Linked DNA regions of Homo sapiens: region 2 is linked to region 1. Evidence: chromatin loops called from intact Hi-C (ENCODE). Cell type or tissue: heart right ventricle. All regions are shown on one strand. Links, peaks and the distances in the headings refer to the core of each region. The heading gives the core; the rest is flanking DNA. Region 1 overlaps GS1-204I12.4 (a long non-coding RNA gene). Region 2 overlaps LOC107985239 (a long non-coding RNA gene).

Evidence for each region. A loop is a pair of places that touch in the nucleus more often than their neighbours do. Peaks named below come from ENCODE experiments on the same cell type or tissue, not always from the same donor. Only the 100,000 strongest peaks of a DNase experiment are listed, where the experiment ranks them.
Region 2: it touches region 1 in a loop (2.1-fold over the local background); 4 of 110 quality-filtered maps call a loop at or near these places.

What each region holds. Positions count from the first base shown.
Region 1 is chr1:185,651,225-185,654,142 of GRCh38, forward strand. All of the region lies in intron 1 of GS1-204I12.4 (a long non-coding RNA gene), which reads left to right. The region is part of intron 1 of LOC107985239 (a long non-coding RNA gene); the gene reads left to right. Among named protein-coding and RNA genes, the nearest start is that of GS1-204I12.4, 6.2 kb to the left of the region's middle. In heart right ventricle, for the core only: CTCF peaks have their summits at 1,317 (motif pointing right) and 1,521; no DNase peak of the experiment used is centred there; H3K27ac peaks cover 690 bases.
Region 2 is chr1:185,483,571-185,486,488 of GRCh38, forward strand. All of the region lies in intron 1 of LOC107985239 (a long non-coding RNA gene), which reads left to right. Among named protein-coding and RNA genes, the nearest start is that of LINC01350, 140 kb to the right of the region's middle. In heart right ventricle, for the core only: no CTCF peak of the experiment used is centred there; no DNase peak of the experiment used is centred there; H3K27ac peaks cover 1,096 bases.

The sequences.
Region 1 (2,918 bases), core at 312-2,811:
TACTATAAAATGAGGAATATAATCATATCTATTTGTTTCAGAGGTGGTTGTGAGGATTAAACAAAATTAAATGAGCTAATATAAGCATTTTTTGGATGTCATAAAGTATTGTGAAAAGTATGGGGTTATGGTTATAACTATCAAAAGTAGAAGTCTAACTGATTATAAAAATACCAATAATGATTATTATTTATTGAAGGTTTGTTTTGTGCTGGCCCTATTCTAAATTCTTTACATATGTGATCTTATAATTCTTATAGTAATCCTATAGGGGAGGTTTTTACAGAGAAGGAAACTAAGGCTTGACAAGGTTGAACAATTCATAAGCAATAGAGCCAGAAATCAGAAGTCATACTTTGCTGACTACAAGCCTGGGCTTATAATCACTACTTTTCCAATCAATCTTTTATTTTCATTTTTTTTTTCTTTTTTTATAGATAGGTCTTACCTATGTTGCCCAGGCTGGTCTTGAACACTTGAGCTCAAGTGATTTTCCCACCACGGCTTCCTAAGTTGAATCAATCTTTTCAAAATGCTTGTTTTTTACTTTAAAGTTTAGGCAACTGACAAGAAATTATCAACACATCATCATTGCAGAATTACTAGGCTGAAGTTTCTCATGTTCCTTCTATCAGAACTAGGAATCTACAGATAGAAAATGTGATCCCTTTTTTTTTCTTATATATGAACACGAGCTATTATTGTTGACTACAAATAAAATATGCTCTGAGTTTTGTTGTCAAAATATGACTTGAGGAATAGTTTAATATGAAATTCATTTCTTTTTTTAGGGAGGCAAAACCACACAGTCTTTCAAATTATGTTCTCTATTATTTTGTCCTTTATTGACAAAACTGTTTAAGAAGAATAGAGCACAGAAACGCTGGAACACTGTTCCTCACCTCCTACTCTGACATCTAAAGATCCATCTTCCCTTGAAGAATGAATAAAGAGGACATAGTTTGTCACTTTCAGGTCCAAGAGATACTGAGAAAACTAAAATAGGGGCAGCTGTGTTTCCATAATGTTGTTGAGTATTCAAAAGGGCTATATAAATTGAGCTTTTACTTCAATAGTGTTGAAGTTTTAAAAAGGGGTGGACTATAATTAGTTATACATACACCATATTAGAAACCCTGAGTTGGTCTAATTATTAACAGGGTTAAATCAAACCCAGTGTCTGTATTTGTTGATGGAAACCTTGCTGCATCTCTGGGATATAATCTCAGTGGCTTTCATCCCATCTTTCTCTAAATGGGTGTCAGTGCCCTAGCAATGACCTTGGGTACTGGAATAGACTCAGGTCTCCCCACGCATGGTTTTGCTGCCAGGCAGTAGATGGCAGAATTGAGCTTGACTTTTATGGTTGCCTTTCTTCTCACTTGCCTCCATTGGTGAAGTTGAAGTACTCTTAAGCTACTTGTTAAAATAGCTTTTTTTAAAAAAAAAAATCACAAATAATTCTATGTGTCTGTTTTATTCCATTTGAATCTCATACATTGCCTACCGTATAATGCTTTTTTAAAGAAAAAGCTTATTGGAACTATAGTTGATTTCTTCCTCTTGTTCCAAGGTTTTCTAATCTCAAAAGGACATCACCCTCATTTTAATACTTTTTTTACCTCTGTTTTCTTTTATCCAATGTTATTAAAGCTTTCTTCTATCCTCTTCCCCATCATTTAAAAAAATTTAAAAATCAACACTAGATTTTTTATTTTATGTCCTTCAAATTATTCAGACAATTCTACTCGTCTTAAGACTGTAATAAAAATTCCTATCTCCACAGTGTGGGAGAATTGTCAAAGAAGGCAGGATCCTCTTCTGATGTAGTAGGTTGGTGCAAAAGTAATTGCGGTGTTTGCTATTTCAATGGCAACAAGGCACAATTACTTTTGCACCGACCTAATAAATGTGGGCTTTGATAAAGCTACTGTCACATACAACTTGAAATCATGAAGAGGCCCTCAGGACAAAATCTAGGAGTTGATTGAGAAAGAACAAATGGAAAGTTTGTGAAAGCAGAAATCTTCAAGTAGGATATTTTGTTTAAAGATGGGAGTGTTATGGGAAAAGGCAGAAGCCATTTGACTCAACCCTATTACTGAAGGCTGAAAAGAACATATATTTTTTAAAAATCTACCATTGAAGTAGTTTAGGAAAAATGTCTGTGAGCTGCAAACCCCCAAAGGAAAAGAACTAACTGAGAGGAATACCTCTGGAAGAACATGTTGAGATGACTAGGGTACAAATTGGGCCTGAAATTCAATGTTTATTCTGGAGAGACTAGATAAACACTTAGTACTTTAGCAGTAGTAGAACTAAAAGAAGGTACTTAAATTGGCTTAGGGTAGAAGTAGATTGCAAGAGCTCAGCCTTGAATAAATTAAATTAGTCAATTGTTTTACTTACTTATACATAATATGTACCCTGTATTTCTTCATGCTAATAGATAATATGATTTTTGCAATTTATCTGCCCTATGAAACATTTTATGGAAGACCTCAGGTAGGAAGGTTATTTAAGAGGAAAAAAAAGCAAAAGGGACAGATATCAAGGTGGAGATAGCCAAAAAACTAGAGAGCCTTTCCTGTGAGACTGCCCAAGACTTATTTCTTCTTTTTTTTTGCCTTCCCTTCCCTTCCTTTCCCTTCCATTCCCTTCCCTTCCCTTCCCTTCCTTTCCTGTCCTTTCCCTTCCCTTCCCTTCCTGTCACTTCCCGTCCCTTCCCTTCCCATCCCTTCCCTTCCTCTTTCAAGACAGAACAGAGTCTTATTCTGTTACCCAGGCTGGAGTGCAGTGGCATGATCTCAGCTCACTGTAACCTCCACCTCCTGGGTTCACGTGCTTCTCCTGCCTCAGCCCCCTGGGTAGCTGGGGTTACAGGTGTGCACCACCACACTCAGTTAATTTTTTGTATT
Region 2 (2,918 bases), core at 264-2,763, 170 kb before region 1:
TCCTTATTGGGTAAGTGGGGAAAGATAGATGTAGGGTTGGTGAGATCTCATGGACATGAAGGCATCCTGTTGGATCTTGTGTTCCTCCAAGACTTTCTTGTAACAAAAGGAGCCTCAGCCACAGGGAAGCTGAGTATCCTGTCATATGGCTGTTGCTGTTTAAGTCATTTGCTGTGAGCAGAGTCACAAGGCAACACTGGGAACAACAGGCCTAACGCATGTCAACTCAGTGATTTTCAAACTAATACCTAATAGGAGGGATAGGAATCCCAACTTCTCATTTCTAGCCCAGTACTATTTCTGTGTTCTTGAGAAAGCTTAAGGCTGACTGTGACACTTCTGAGGCTATACCATCTGGTTGTCTCTCAGCTCTGTGGATTTTGAAACATGAGGAAAGAAAGAGGGAGTGGTAGCTTTCTCTGCCTCTGTAAACCTCATTAAAGTGATGTTTTTTGTTCCTATTGTCATTGGGGAAGGCAGTGATACTGCCAAGTAAGGAGTGGTTGATGCTTCAGATGAAATGGATGTTTGTGTTAAGAGTCTTTGTGTTAGATTGCCTTCTCGGCATCCCAGCTCTCAGCAACTCTCTTCCAGTTGTCACCTGATACATGTGGTTGAACAGCTTCTATTCCCTGTGCTCTTGTCTGTGACTAACCAGTGCTTCTCTTGTGGGATTAGTCTTCAGGATCACAGGACAGCTTGGCTTCTTCCTTCCTCAAGCAATGTGCTATTAATGCCAACCATGGGAACTTGGTGTAATGCAATACAGATACTTGAAATTGCTGAGTCACTTCACAGTGATGGTCATGTCTGTGAATGTGAGTGAGCCAAATAATGTGGAAGAAGAATGGTCTTTCAGGACATCACTAGACTTCTTAGACACTCTATTCTTTCCCACATTTAAATGTTTTCCCACATGTTAAATGTTTTGCCTTATGATGAATTCAGGTTAGGAATTTTCTGATACTAAGGGTTGAGAAAAGCAAATGAGCTATTACTCATGAGATCATATTTGTGAAAATGACTTAGATCAAATGAATTGCCCTTAAATCCTTTCTTGCTATGTAGATTCTTTTATTATTTTCTGTTCCAGCATTGTCCATAATTTGAAAGGTAAACCTAGTTGTTGAGTACTTTCAGATGGATATGCTATCAATGTAAGCCAGTGACAAACTGTCTGAGCCTGTTTAGACCTTGTCCCACAACGAAGTCTCCCAGGCTGAGAGAAGCTCTGATGCCCATGGCAAGCAGACAGCACGAACTGCTGGAGAGGGGAGCTGCTGACTCCCTCATCTTAATGGTTTATCCTTGGTTACTCTTTTTCTAAAAAGTAGAATCCTAGACTTATTTATTCATTTACTTTTACTTTTTTGAGACAGGGTCTCGCTGTTGCCCAGGCTGGAGAGCAGTGGTGTGATCTTGGCTTACTGCAACCTCCGCCTCCTAGGCTCAAGTCATACTCCCACCTCAGCCTCCCAAGTAGCTGGGACTACAGATGTGTGCCACCATGCCTGGCTGATTTTTTAATTTTTTGTAGAGATAGGGTTTTGCCATGTTGTCCAGGCTGGTCTCAAACTCCCGGGCCTCACAAAGTGCTGGGGTTACAGGTGTTCGCCACCATCCCTGGCCTGAGAATCCTAGATTTAAATCCCAGGTGTCTAGAAAAACTTATTCTTTCAAAATATAGTCCCCAATCCAGTTACTATGTGCCAGGCCCTGTGCTAATGTAGCTGTGATTACAGTCATGAACAAAATGGCTTTGTCCTCGTGGGGCTTAAGGTCTACAACAGCCCTGTCCAGTAGAAATATAATGGGAGTGCATATTATAACTTAAAATGTTCTAGAAATACATTTTTAAAAGCGAAAAGAAGCAGGTAAAATTAATTTTAATAACATATTTTATTTAACAATATAGCTAAAGTATTATGACATGTAATCAGTGTAAAAGTTATTGAGATAGTTTACATTCTTTTTATTGTACTAAGTCTTCAAAATTTTGTATGTGTTTTGCACTTATAATACATCTCAGTTTGGATTCGCTACATGTTAAGTGCTCAACAGTGTCATGTGGCTCGTGCCTACTGTACTGGGAGGTGTGGTTTACCAACATCCTACATGTAATTCCACAAGTCAATATTTAGATCCGGATGTTCAATCTTTTGGCTTCCCTGGGCCACACTGGGAGAATAAGAATTGTCTTGGGCCATACATAAAATACACTAATGATAGCTAGTGAGCAAAAAAACAAAAAAAAGAAAAAAAACCACCTCATAATGTTTAAACAAAGTTCACAAATTTGTGTTAGGCCGCATTCAAAGCCATCCTGGGCCGTGGGTTGGACAAGCTTGATTTAGGTTATAATGGTAATACGTGCTATCAGAGAAATGGAAACTGGCGTAATAAGCAATTAGGAAGGGTTTTGGGGATACTGACAGTGAAACTTGAGGGATGAGTTGGAGTGAGGCAGGAATGAAGGAAAGTAAGAACTGTCCAGGCAAAGGGAACAGCTTTTGTGAAGTCCTTGGGTTGAAAACGAGTGAAAAGGAGGCTGGTATGCTGACCTTTGTGAGAATGGATGAACAGCTCACATTCTTCTGTGAGCAGAAGAATGATGGTACTAAGAACAGAAAGAGAGAAATCATCCAGAATAAATCTGGTTTTAGAGGAAAGATAACTTTGATTTTAATATGGCTTTCAGGCACAAAAGATATAGGAAAATGGGAGGGAGGAAGGGCTGGAGATGTAGTTTTCAGGGTTGATGGAGCTGGCAAGTTAAATCTTTTAACATCTTTATGTCTGAATTTATCTTCAAGGGTCACTCATTAGGTGGGCTGGAAACCACTATGGGAAAGAGATGGGAGAGTCAAATAGATCAGGAGAGGAGGAGAGAGATGGAGAACATAAACCGTGTGCTAGAG